Regions from separate parts of the Homo sapiens genome. Here region 1 is linked to region 2. Evidence: chromatin contacts called from ENCODE Hi-C or POLR2A ChIA-PET data. All regions are on one chromosome and are shown on one strand. The core of a region is the stretch at or near the end of the contact, and the rest is flanking DNA. Distances in the headings are between cores, read along the strand shown.

Evidence for each region. A loop is a pair of places that touch in the nucleus more often than their neighbours do. ChIA-PET counts read pairs that join two places held with the same protein, here RNA polymerase II (POLR2A). Pooled maps may share reads with other maps.
Region 1: a map of endothelial cell of umbilical vein shows a loop between it and region 2 (2.1-fold over the local background). The contact joins two enhancer-like sites. A Hi-C loop is called at or near these places in 3 of 168 maps with a recorded cell type or tissue (endothelial cell of umbilical vein, esophagus squamous epithelium and heart right ventricle) and 1 of 50 pooled maps. POLR2A ChIA-PET finds 5 or more read pairs at or near these places in 7 of 52 experiments (AG04450, BJ, H1 and 4 more).

What each region holds. Positions count from the first base shown.
Region 1 is chr9:16,687,364-16,694,688 of GRCh38, reverse strand. The region is part of intron 3 of BNC2 (basonuclin zinc finger protein 2); the gene reads left to right. Among named protein-coding and RNA genes, the nearest start is that of BNC2-AS1, 36 kb to the left of the region's middle. Within about 2 kb of position 5,137, at least 5 of the 41 ENCODE cell types and tissues checked have a DNase peak (open chromatin) inside an H3K27ac peak, as active enhancers do; they include endothelial cell of umbilical vein and heart right ventricle, where a contact is called at or near this core.
Region 2 is chr9:16,623,725-16,630,528 of GRCh38, reverse strand. The region is part of intron 3 of BNC2 (basonuclin zinc finger protein 2); the gene reads left to right. Among named protein-coding and RNA genes, the nearest start is that of BNC2-AS1, 100 kb to the left of the region's middle. RefSeq lists an enhancer at 3,032-3,565. Within about 2 kb of position 3,839, at least 12 of the 41 ENCODE cell types and tissues checked have a DNase peak (open chromatin) inside an H3K27ac peak, as active enhancers do; they include endothelial cell of umbilical vein and heart right ventricle, where a contact is called at or near this core.

The DNA of each region.
Region 1 (7,325 bases), core at 3,888-6,387, 63 kb before region 2:
AACATTACCTATGTTCAAGCTTTGCATGCAAAGAAAACCGTGTTGATTCATTGATCTTCGACATGCTACATTATGAGCCTTGGCAGAAGGTAAAGGCTCCCCTGGCTCCCCTGTTTAGAGCAGCCGGAATTCCTCTGGTCTGTTGGTACCATCTGTGGCCTTCCTTCAGGCTCAGTCTTCATAGTAAGTCTAACTCATGTCAAATGGGCCAAGGTGCTAGTCCAGAGTAATTTGCATCTCTAGCCAACCACTGTGCATTTACTCTAGTAGTAAATGCCTGTTGTATTTGTCTCTTAAACTGTGTATGCTACTGAAACTTTTTTTTAAAATCATAATTGGTTTAATGTAGGTGGTTCAATGAGTAGTTTGTGAAGTTGAATTTTTGGGAACTAATATTTGCTCTTTCCCTTTCTGATGCCACAACATATTCTTCTATCCTATTTCATTCAAATTCACTATTCTGCTTTTTTCACATAAGTTTTTCAATCACCCTTTTTCCCTTTGGTGTTGTTTAGCAAGGGAGGAAACCCTTTCAATTTGTTCCATTTTTGTGCCTCTGATGAAGTAAGAGCAACTCAGACGGATGTATTTTCTTCCTAAGTAAACTCTTTTCTAAAAAAATGCCACACCCTCCCCCCAAAATAAAGCATTCAATAGCTTGATGGTGATTACTTGAAGGCAGTCTCTTTCCTCATTAGAGGTAAATACATCTTCACTCTTGATTGCCGCGGAAAGATAGGTAGAGAAGCTGAGTGGAGCAAACCCAATGGCTGAGTTCAAGTTGACCTGGATCATTTTAAAGTGCTTTTCATGTAAATGCTACAGTTAATGTCTGTCCCCACATAATTTCTTTCTAATGTTTGCAGCAGATGTGGAGTTGGCCTTACCACTGCTCAAGCTGCTTGCTCATTTTGGCTTTTTCTCGTAAGCTTTTCCTTTCCTGGCTTCCTTTCTTTTCTTTACAGAGTGAGATGTTGGGAGATAAGAATTTTATGCCTTGGTGTATGCTCCTTCTTCTTTCTCTCCATTGTTTTAAGTTATATCTTTTCTAAAACTAAGTTATGATCTGTAGAGCTTTTGTCTTATGGTTCCTTTTTGGTTTTCTAGTTTACATGGGCTAGGGAGCCTCAAACTTTAATGCTCATCAGCATCACGTGGAGGGCTTGTAAACACAGGTGAGGGACTCCACCTCCAGTTTCTGTCACAGTGGGTCTCAGGTGGGGCATGCAAATGAGTTTCAGACATGCTCTCAGGTGATGATCACAATAATCTTTGGCCAAGAAGCATGCCTTGGGCACTGACCGAGACTATTGGTCTTGTCTGTCAGTGTGCTGCCCACCCCCAGAGGGTTGGGTTCTTCAGATTTTATTCATGCACGTTCTCTGGAAACTCTTTACTTTTTAATAATTTATAGGCCAGGCTGCTAGCATAAGAGAACTCAGAAAATTACCTTATATTTTAATTGTGAAACGGTTGGTTGCAGGAGGGGCAGATATGCTGCTTCTTGCCACTCTCACCCCCTCATCCCCCAGTGAAGTCTTTTTTTTTTTTTTTTTTTTTTGAGACTGTCTTACTGTGTTGCCCAGGCTGGAGTGCAGTGGTGAGATCTCGGCTCACTGCAACCTCTGCCTCCCAGGTTCAAGCGATTCTCCTGCCTCAGCCTCCCAAGTAGCTGGGATTACAGGTGCCCGCCACCATGCCCAGCTAATTTTTGTATTTTTAGTAGAGACGGAGTTTCTCCATGTCGGCCAGGCTAGTGTCGAATTCCTGACCTCAGGTAATCCACCCACCTTGGCCCCCCAAAGTGCTGGAATTACAGGCATGAGCCACGACGCCCAGCACCCAGTGAAGTCTTTAACACTAAGTCCCTCTGAGCTGACAGCGATCTTTTCGGTCATTCCAAACACAGCATCACTCTAGGAAGCCTTCTAAAAGATGATTGAGTTGGCCCTTGGTCCCTAAGTGAGACCAAGTGACTCTGTCTCTTTTTAGTTTCCCCAGTTGCTTATAATATTCCTTTGACCCTTGTGGCTTGCTTTCCTTTCCCCTATGCGGCTTCCATCGTGGTCTCAAAGTTCTCAGCCTTCATTGGATTGGTATGCTGTGGTGCTGCTTTTGTGGGCTGGGGGCAGAGTACCATTTACAGATATACTGTGTACCTACTGAATCCTTAGGTGCTTTACATGTGTCATCTCATTCAACCTTGCCAACCCTGCACAATAAATATAAGTATCCTCATTTTACAGGTGCAGGAAACAAGGCTCGGAGATACGTAACTGAGCAACTTTACAAGATATTGCGGTAGAGATTTAAACAGAGATCTAATTGCAAAGCTAGAACTCTTTCAGTATTACCTGTCTTTAAGATAGCTGGAGTTGAGTGTTGAGGATAGAAAGTAAGTTAACCTGGGTGTGGCATACTTGAAATTGCATTTAATGTCAGTTGTCAGAGTTGACAATGTATTTGCCCATAAGCAACAACCTGTGGTGTTCAATTTCCAAAATAATGTATTACAAGAATGATTGCAAACCAATAGAATAATAGAATTCTGTACCTTTTTTTCTTAAATATAAGAACCCGCCGGGTGCAGTGGCTCACGCCTGTAATCCCAGCACTTTGGGAGGCCAAGGTGGGCAGATCACTTTAGGTCAGGAGTTCAAGACCAGCCTGGCCAGCATGGAGAAACCCCATCTCTACTAAAAGTACAAAAATTAGCCAGGCATGGTGGCAGGCACCTGTAATCCCAGCTACTCGGGAGAATGAGGCAGGAGAATCACTTGAACCCGGGAGGCAGAGGTTGCAGTGAGCTGAGATTGCGCCACTGCACTCCAGCCTGGGTGACAGAGTGAGACTCCATCTTTAAAAAAAAAAAAAAAAAATGGCTGGGCACAGTGGCTCATGCCTGTAATCCCAGCACTGTGGGAGGCCGAGGCGGGCATATCATGAGGTCAGGAGATCGAGACCATCCTGGCTAACGTGGTGAAACCCCATCTCTATTAAAAATACAAAAAATTAGCTGGGCGTGGTGGTGGGTGCTTGTAGTCCCAGCTACTCGGGAGGCTGAGGCAGAAGAATCGCTTGAACCCAGGAGGCACAGCTTTCAGTGAGCCAAGATCGCACCACTGCGTTCCAGCCTGGGTGACAGAATGAGACTCTGTTTCAAAAAAAAAAAAAAAAAAAAAAAGAACCCATACCCATCCGTGGATCTGGTACAAGTGACTTCATTCTCATTTTCTCCAATGCTAAAACCCAGGTAAAGCAAGAATTGCAGGAAGTACGTGAAATCTGTCCAATAGTAGGATGTTTTTCGAGTAAAGCACTAGCGAAGTCATTGAGAGAACTTTGTCTTAATTTCACTTCTATCCATTTTTATCAAATGTAGAGGGAGACCATAGTGATAGGTCTCAGTTTTCTCATTTAGAAGTAAAAGGAGTACAATGGAAATTTCTCCCCTTCCTTACTTGTCTGATGTGGGAATTAATAAATATTACGTGTAAAGCCCTTTGAGCACTCTGGAAGAAAGATTCTATGTAATTTTAGCATTATTCGTGGTCCATTAGGCTCCTCAGGGTGTCACCAGGGAAGAGAGATTTTTACCTTTTATCCCATATTTCACAGTATAAAAACAAGGTATTTCTGTTGTTGTTTGTGGCTGTGAAAAATCTCCTGTAATTGTACCTGCAGAGGTTGCTCCTATCACAGAGCCCAGGGCACTGTTCTTTGGCAGCTCACCCCAGAGGATCAGCTCCTGAGGGAAGAGCAAGAGTGAACCTTAGTGAAATAGCTCCTGGTGGCTGTGAGGACATTGTGCCTGCTCCACCCCGCACCCTGGCATCCCCCCACCTCCGTCACCTTCTGTGTCTTTCAACCTGTTGCATAACAGAATCACATACTGATTGACTCTTTTCCATTTTCTTTTATCTTATGCTGATCCTATAGTTCATTGCTCTGAGATGACTCCAGAGGAGATCTGTGTCTCCTTCAGGCACTGGCATCTGTCCTATCCAGTTCTTCTCCTATAAAATATCTCCCATCCTTATCATGTTCCTATTGATACAACTCTGCCTTATCTGACTCTATAACAATGAATGTATTTCTGGTCATTCCATCCTTGAAAATGGATAAGTACTGTGTTGTATTTATTTATTTGAAACAGGGTTTCACTCTGTCACTCAGGCTGGATAATAAATACTGTGTCGTTAGTATGTATGTATGTATGTATGTATATATTTGAGACAGGGTTTCACTCTGTCACCCAGCCTGGAGTGCAGTGGCACACTCACGGCTCCTTTTAACTTTGAACTCTTGGGCTTAAGTAATCCTCCTAGGATTACAGGCACATGTCACCACACCCAGCTAATTTTTCTTTCATTATTACTTTTCTCTCTGTGTTGCCCAGGCTGGTCTAGAACTCCTGGTCTCCTGCCTTGACCTCCCTAAGTGCTAGGATTACATGTGTGATCCACCACATCCAATTTGACTCTGTTTTGATTTACCAGTTGCTTTCTGATCAGTGAGCAGTGGGTTCCTTCTTCGCCCTTAGGTTCTATATTCTTGGTCCTTCTGAGTCTTAGTCTGGGGTCCCATGGTAGAGAAAGTTTAGGCCCAGAATTTTGTCTCCTAGTTAAATTGTAGGCTGAAAAATGGAGATATAATTTAACTGCATACTCTGCCACGTAGCTCACCTTCCTGTGTTTCTGCTTTTGTATTCATTTATTTTGCAGCAGTGTGTTTAGCGTGCATCTTCATCTTTACAGTGTTGGATAATTTGTTTATTTCTTTATCTGCTCTTTCTCACAGGGACTCCTGGTGAGCTTATTGTCAAATCTATTTCACTTGATGGTCTTCCTGAACTCTTTGTGTTATCTGAGTGATTTTTCCTCTTGCCGCTTGGCATTGTATAACCACTGAAATTAGGCTGGAGTGCTATTGGGTCTTCCTTTTGGCTTGGAATCCGGCAGTGCTTGTACCTAGCCATGTCTCTGAGGAGCACTCTGATGGGGCTTTATTTCTGTTTATCTCTCTCCCTCTTTTTTTTTTTTTAAACTTACATTGTATATCATTCTTTTCCAAGGTCTTTGTCCCTTCAACACTGCCAGACTGAAGCCACCAAAACACATACACTTCAGAACTGATCTGGGCTTGGGGCCAGCTTGACTGAGGAGACTGGAGCTCACATGGAAGTTAGTTTGTTTATTTAGGCTGTGACTTTCATAGTGTCTATCAGGCAGATGCCTACCTGCGTGTTTAATATTTAAAAGTAAAATGGAAATTTCAAGTGGACCCTGGCTCTGCAGGGGGCATCCCTGACTACGAGCCCTTTTCATCGTAACATGACTCTTCTCTCAAGTTATCATTTCTGTGACTTTTCTCTTTTTTCCTTTGTCCCCTTTCTGCCACCCATTTTTCACAGCCATTCATCTTCAAATATTTTCAACGGTAGCTCCCATTTACAACCTGGAGCTTTTTATGTCTTCTTTTCAGAAGTCTGGTCCCTAACATTTTTTTTTTTTTTTTTTTTTTTTGTGATCTCAGTAAACAAAGAGTGTGTGTATGTGTGTGTGTGTGTGGTTATGTGTGTAGGAAGCCTGCCATATTTCCTCCCTGCCCCACAGAAAATATGTTTTCTGGAAGCCCTTTTGACACCGAAGTGAATGCCCACTGGCCCTCCCTTGTTGAATTCTCCTGAGGGGAGAGAGAGAGGCCTTTATACTTGTCATATCTTTTGTTTCTGCTGATTATACACAAAGTAAGTTGTAAATAGCTCTCTCACACACCATGATTCCTTCAAGGTATGTATATACAGGAGAGTAGATATGTACTCAGCCTCCACTTGCCCTGGGGATTTCAGAGGGTCCCTTTCAAGGCCTCTGACCTCCTGTTACAGTACTAAGATAATGAAATTTACATCAGTTGTAGGCAGTTATTCCATAATTAAACCTGTGGCATAATGTTTAGAAATATTAGCTGAACAGTTCACCATTTTTTTTTGTTTTTAAGTTAAATGATTTTATTACTTTTAAAGCAACATATACAATCATACAAAAAGAATAAAAGTTAAGTACCTATAATCTTAATCACTGTGAACATTTTGGAAAATCTTTGTAGAACTTTGTACTATATAGTATGTCAAGTATGTCATTAAAACAGGCACTAGGTGTTAGCACAGAGGAAAAGTGGATAAAACGGAATTCCCCAAATCAGTTTAAAATTTATATTAAATAATGGTTAGGCACACCCCATATTTTATTATCCTAATTTACAATAGACTAATAATAAGGGGTTAGACAATTGATATCTGATTTTTCTTCAATCATTTTTTGATTGCTTGTGGCTGGCTAACTTCTGAGGCTTCTAAATCAAAAGGTGGAATGAGATGTGCTAAATTACAACTAATTAGGTTATCAGCTTTTATCTCTTTTGTATCTTCCTTAGTACATTTTGATGAATTCAGAAAGAGATATGGTTTGCCTTTCCGTGTTGAAAGATTTCCCTAACTGATGACGCTGATTGTGGTGGATGGGGTGAGAGTGTGGTGTATTTTTAGACCATGAACCGTTCAGTGAACTTTGTGAACCAATTTTGATTTGAATCTCTTATCCCTCATTTTTTAGAATATGGGAGTCAACTTTCAAAGATTCTTATGGATATATTTTTCTGCTCAGAAATCCTAGCACTCTAAGTTTGAAAATGTACCCACTTCCCTACTAGTTCCTTTTTGTGATTATGATTGTTGAAACATACTGGTAGTTTGCCACCATTTCCTCCCAACTTACTCACAGACCTTTATGTTTTCTCTTAGAAACAGTGTATTTCTAAGTGTCTCAAGTTGTAATTGCATGTAATTTTAGTTGTTTAACTTTCTCCTTCCCTCTTGAGAATGTTTATAAAGTGCATTCTGTGACTGTGAAGATAAAAAGAACTAGAAACTTAGTGTTTGTGACGTGGTCAAATAATCTTAAGGTAAGTAGCAATTTGTTTTGTGTATGTGAGATCGGGTGAGGTTTACACTTAATTTGCAATATATGGCTTACTGAATCTGCCTTAGTTAAGTCCCATTTATTGAGGTTTTATAATAAGGTTTTGGGGGGATTCATTTTGATTTGGAATATTCTCAGGTTAATTTTTTTCTTTTCCCTTCTATTGCTCCCTGGGGAGAATTACTGTTGCAGAACTCATTAGTGGCCTTCCATATGTCAGCTGAGGGGTAGAATGAGCATTATTTCTATGTGTGACACAACACAAATGCACAGTGCCCCCGCTCTTCTCCCTGCTGCATTTCTTTCTTATTCCTCAGTTAAGAGGATAAATTCCCTTTTTTGTTA
Region 2 (6,804 bases), core at 2,590-5,089:
TTCCACACAGGTGTTAATCATTTTTTGTTTTCACTTGTCTTTTGTATTCATTTTAAAAATAGAGGACCATATTGCGTACACTGCTTTGTAAGCTGCTTTTTGCTTATCAACATTTTGTAACTATCTTTCCATGTTATTAATAACTGAGTTTTAATGCTTTTATCATAATTTAATCATAATTTTGGCTCAGCCATATTAGCTCTTTCTTGATAGATTTTACTGTGTAATTTAATAATCCAGTTTTGGACTTTTCCCACTTAGACTAGTATTCTTTATTAGATTTAACATGAACTAAGTGCTATAAATGAGTCAATATTTTTTTAAAATTATATGTCTGTTTATCAGTGTACTGTTTCAAGTCTATGTATTAGTTAAGTCTGTTCTTCAGGCTTGAACATAGGCATACCTCCTTTTATTGCACTTGGCTTTACTGCACTCTGCAGATACTGCATTTCTTTTACAAATTGAAGCAGTGGCAGAGTTTGAAAGAATTGACTCCAATTTTGAAAGAAGTCCTAGTGTGGATAACATGCTATCCAAAGCATCAATGCTACAGAGAAATCTTTTCTGAATGGAAGAGTCAATTGATGCGGCAAACCGTCTATTTTATGAGTAGACACCACAGCCACCCGTCTTCATCAACCACCACCCTGATCAATCAGCAGCCATCAACATCTAGGCAAGACCCTCTGCCAGCAAAAAGATTACACCTCACTGAAGGCTCAGACGATTGTTAGCATTTTTTAGCAATAAAGTATTTTAGATGTATGTATGCTGTTTTTTTTAGACATAATGCTATTGCACACTTAATAGACTACAGCATCGAATAAACAAATTTTATATGCACTGGGAAACCAAAAAAAAATCATGTGACTTGGTTTATGTGGTGGTTTGGAGTGGAACCTGAGTTCGTCCGATGTTTGCCTGCAGATGCTCATCCTTTACTCTTTCCCCACTACTGTTGGTGCTCCCAGTTCTGCTGTCTGCCTTTATCCAATTGTAAGCCTCAATGTGATTTCTAGATTCACCCTAAGTACTTGCCCTTGATCAGCCCAGCACTGAACTCCCCCAAACACACAAACATTAAAGTTCATTTAGAAAGAGTGAATTTTAGGAAGAAACCACAGAGGCCAAGATCTTCTCTAATTAATGTAGTGAATCTTCTGAATGTAGTGAGTCTTCTGGCCATTTTTTGAGTATTACATTGATAGCTCATTCAAAACGAAAATTATTCACACAACTATGGTGTAAATAAAAAGATGTGATGTTAATATAATTTTTGGATTAGATTATTGCCGAATCAAGCATCTTTACAACATTATAGTTTAGAGTAATGTGTTTGGCTAAATTAGGCAATAAAAGTAAACATAAAAGGTAAACCTTCCCGATTAGTCCTTACATTTGACTTCTCTGTATGTGAAACACTGACAAAAACCAAAAATAATTTCACTACTCTGTATTTATTTTTCTGATTGAGACTTTGGAAAAGTCAAGAATGACAACGGTAGGTATTTCTTTTTTGCAGAACAAGCCTGAGATGGTACTTAGGTGCTTACATACAAGCTACTGATCACTTAATGACATTAAAAAAATTTTAATTACTTATTGCCTTCAGACACTACAGAAGTTTAAAAATCCTACTATTTCCACTTAAATTTCTAGACCAATGCTGTTGGACTTTCTTTCCCTTTAACAGCAATGATTATCCAGTTGAATGTTGTTTCACAGAAAGGAAAAGTGCATTTGTGTAAAAATATCTGGGGCTTGCCAGGGAATCTTTTTCAGAATGCTTTGTGGTTACAAATGAAGCTTATTGTTGTATAAATGGCAAGTTTAAAATCATAGAACTTTTTTGCAGTAGCTCATGGCATGAGTTGATAATCTGCGAATTGCTCTGCGTGTGTGTTTGTGTGTGTTCGCATGCATGCCTCAGCCCATCTGTAAGTAGCTGGATCCTGTGCCGTTCCTCCCCCTGTTTCCCACCTCACTTATTTAGATACATAAATACGCACACTTTTACATCTAAGGCAAACCCCAAAAGATGCATGTGGAAGGCTGGATGTGGGAGAGAGGTGTTTTCCTTTAATTGACCTCTCACGGCGTTCCACTTGATAAAGTGACAACATTTTCTGAAAACTTAAGGTTTTTGAATGTGTGGATTTTCTCCCTACCACTGTAATTTCTGAAACTTTCTCTAAACAAGATGGCTGGCACATTATGGGGACAGAGCAGAGACATAGAACAGAGACAAAGCCGCCCTGAGAAGGCAGACACACTTATATTGCTTGTGGTTTTTCAGTACAGCTGCTTTCAGATGAGCCGGCTTGTTCTAAGCTGGTCCCACTGCCAAAGCAAGACTGTCACACAGCTGGTAGTACTTACTGTACTTGCGGGAAAGTATGTGATTCATTAGTTGGAACCGTATGTTTTTCACCAGTTCTGGTCATGTTTTTGTTAGGATGTGGTAAAAACACAAGCAGGGGGTGAAGGGACAATGGAAACATGTGACTTCTTAAGGATTGGCCTGAACCCGTTATTAGCTAAATTGTACACCGTAAAATGTCCTTTGTACCTCATAAGACAAATGACTTAATTTTTTATTCCTCAGTTGAGGTCATTCAGTCATAAGTGGTAAAAATTATCAACACTGAGCTCTTTTTCTCTTTTTACTTTCTGCAAAGTATTATGATCCGTTTAAACCCCAAATTATAATATGAAGGGAAGTCATGCAAGTAAAAGACATTAATTTGCTGAAAAATGCCCATGACGGGTGAAGAACTTTAACTGGAGTGAACTCTTGCTACTGATAAAATATGAGTATGGTATTACAGCTCATAAGAAACACTTCTAATACCACAGGGTGTGAGGAGAACAATAAATGGGAGTTTCTTTGTCTACACATGATCAAGCAGACTCAAATTGTATGGCTGGAGGATTGAGAGACTAGTCTTTTAAGTAATTTTGGTGTCATTAATGGGCTTGCATCACAGTATCTCTGTAATGCTCAATCCTGGTATTGTGCAGAACTGCTGGTGTGAGCCGCATTGAATATTGGCCTGTTATCACCAGGTTTTTGAGCTTGTGAATATTTTACAACTGCACAGGCCGAACCATATTCTTTGGAAAATGAATGCCATTGCTGCTGTGTTGTGTTCTCCTTACATAGGAATATGCTTTGACATTTGCTTGCTTCTGCTTCATTCTGACACTGGAGTTGTTTTACTTTTGTCCCCACTCCCATAGCCTGCTATTGAGACAGGTGGTATTTTCAAAGTCTAAGTAAAATATTGGCAGATTATGCCTCTACCCTCAGACTCTGTTTTTCAACTGTTCCCTTCTAAAGTTCTGCACCGTTCATGCCTCACTACATACACTCCAGCAGTTGCTGGACTCTGCAGAATTAGAACCAGGTCTGTCTCTGACAATTAGCTCAACTGGCTGCAGGATAAATAAAGGAATGCGCTCAGGGGCTGTAGTCTGTGACACAGTGTAACAGAGCGTAAAAAGGTGCATCTGTTCCATGCCCTGATTCAGTCGCCTCACTGTCACTGGGAAGTTACCGACACGGAGACATGCCCGTGCTGTTTGGTAAACAAGCGGCAGGTATTAAATTAACAGGGCTGTGAGTGTGCAAACGTGCTGCTTTATTAAAAGCCCTGCTATCTTGGCTCACTGCTGGGTCACAGGCAGTTGCTAGAGCATCTAGTAAGATGACTCATGGCACTGCATACTTCAATACCCTGTTCTCGCTTCCTTCCAGAGGGGACCGTTGACATTTGAGAGCCTGATTACGGAAGGAAAAAAAGGAGAAAGAAAAGAGAATACAGGGTGTGTGTGTGTGTGTGTGTGTTTGCCTTTTACGTTTCGTAGGCTAGGCAAGAAGGAGATGAGGGCCAGCACCCCAGAGCCAGGTTTTAGTTTAAATTGGGCTTCTGAATCCAATACTAAATTGCAACCAGGTCTCTGTCTTTGTTGTTGTTTATTTTCTCTGCCTTTCTGTCTCACCCTCCTCATGACTGCTACTTGATTTGTGGTTGAAATAATGAGGGGATAACTGAGAGATGAAAGTTTTGCTCTGTCTGCCTGCACTGGGTGGGCACCATGCATCTTGCAAATGTACTTGCAGGAAAAAACACTTCGACTTTTATTATATTCTTTAAGCATTTATCGCCTTTGCATTTAATATTTTTAATGAAAAACTCGCATTTTAAAGACTTTCTGCTTTCATTCAGCAATGTCATGATTTTTGAAGTTTGTTTTCCCTTCAGCTTCAGGAATGCTTTACACAGGGTCATGTGTGGTTGCCTTGTTGAATTGTTCCTCACTTTTGTGGTCTTATCTTTGAGGAGTCCTCTTTAGATATACCAAGGTCTGTAGGCAAACATTACAAGACAATTTTCAGTACACATGTCTGTGCTAAAGAGACTGGCATTTCTGAAGGTTTCCTGCTCCCCTCCAAGTTGTGTTTCTTTTAAGGGCCCCAACTAGCTCCTCATCCATTAGAAGATGATGTAATGCTAATGGTATCTAGCTCCACACAGCTTGGACCAAAAATGATTCCAGTTGGCTGTATTTGAATGTGAATGACCAGAAGGTGCTAGACATTCTCCACTGTAATTGCAAGTGCTTACCTTGGAAATCTCTTTTGGTTGTAGAGGTCCTTTGGTCCTCATACTAGAGATCATACCGCCACACATGCATTCCTACTGTCCAGACCCATCTTTATTGTTGGCTGTCTTTTTATAGTGATGTCTAGGTAGAGGAGTGCGATGCCCAGGGTCGGGGATAGGGAGGGTGGAGAGGAAGCAGCCTTTCTCATTGTTTGCTCAGAAAGGAAAGTATCCCACTATCTAGAGAGTTAGTGATGCCTCAGAATCTCTTTATCTTTGTAACCTCTTTTCTGTATGAAGTTTAATAAGCCGGCTGTGCAGTTTTTAAAACGCCAGTGGATTCCGCTTTTCACTTGGACCGCCCCCCGCCTTTTGCTCTGAGCATTCACTCCCTGTTTCCTTATTTCCCCCGTTCTCTTTTCCTTTATCTCAGGGGAGTTCCCTGAGTAGCAAGACTGAAAAAGAGCTGAGGTTTATGTTAGAAGAAATTAAGGTTAATGATCATTGGCTCATTTTCATATTCTGTGGGTGTGGATGGAGGAGTAATCAGTGCAGGTGGCCCTGCCAGTTGGGAGTTTTTCTTTGTCATCAAGAAAATAAGGAGAGTGCAGGGATTGAATTACCACAACTATTTCAGGACTAAACATATTTCATTTCCCGATCGGGTCTGGTTTAAGGACGCAAAGCTGACATTAATTTTATCCAAAGAAAGCACAGCATTTTTTTTGTTTCATAATTTGACTAATGCATAGGGTAGATGCATGTTCAAATTTAATTCTAGTATAATCTTACAAATAATTCTCTGAAAAGCAAAGGGGTTTTGATTCAGTTTGACAGTTTATGTTTCTGTGTCCAATTACCACTTAGTTATTGAATGTTAAAAAGCTGCTTTCTAAAATGTGCACTCCGACTGCACCAATTGGCTTCCCAGCTGCCTGCTATTACATGCGAGGTGCTCTCTTCTAACTTTTTAAAGGATGTACACAGTTGAAGTAGTTATGTTTAGCTAGCAAAGGAAGTGGGGGATTTGGTTAGGAAGTGCTTGCTGGCCTTGAAAAACTATCATGTGTGCATTCTCATTTCAGCCACATAAAGATCATTCTTTAAATAAATACTTGTTGGATTAAAAAAACCTTAAATGCTCCGATAAACTAGAGAAATAACTTTGATTTTTTTTAAAAACATGACTTCCATTTGGATCAACTTTTTAAAGTTTTCAATATGCTTTTAATACCACTGATGTAACTTTCTACAAGTGAGGTATTCTGATTCCATGCTTGGAAAAAGAAGATCTACAGGTTGACCAGAGACAATAAAAGTCATTGAGGAAGAGTGTCAACACTTGCCATGCATGGTAGGTTTTGCTTTCTTAGCGGAATGCAGCAGACGACTCAAGTGACCTGATCTGTTTTTAAAGCACAAGGTTTATTTGGCTGTTACAGTGTGAGTATAATATTAATGATACTAATGTAAAATTAACTTTTATGTTGTGTGAGCAGTTTTTCTTGTTTCCCCCTTTAAAATTGCAGATATTTCCTTGTGCATACATCTGGTGTTGTTGCCATAGTGAACATTTATATAACTTTGTTTAAGCCATGAAAAGTTTGGTATAATCGGGTAGTTTGGCAAGTCCACGTGAAGGTGGTTTTCGGTTTTCATAGCCCTGTGGTATGAGTCCACATGCAGTTGAATATTCATTGTATGGCCATTAATATAAATACTTCGTCTAGCTTATTAATAACACATGAAGAGACCATGCCCAGACATTCAAAGGGCAAGAATGTTTTAGTGGTTTCTGGAAGCTCCTTGCTGTGAAGAAATAAGGCTTTTAAAAAACATTGTAGTTTAGAGTTTTGAAGTAGCACTTTAAAATATTTTAAAATACATTTGGTATATCTTAAGAAATTCTTGACTAGGCTAAAACTTAATATTGAACGAAGTGATCTTTTGAGATCAATATGATTTCCAAGTTTGACATTTAAGCAAATCATGTTCTCTGTTTTAAGAAACATTAAACAAGGAGACAAAAATACACAATACATCAGTTTCTAAGGTAACATTATTTCCTACCTTCTGCTTTGCTTTTTACTGAATCCTTTTTACCTTTCCTGCTACTGATAGATCTCAAAACTGGCCTCACGGGGTTTTCCCAAAGGCTTTTGGAAAGATCCATTTACTTTATGACCCACATACA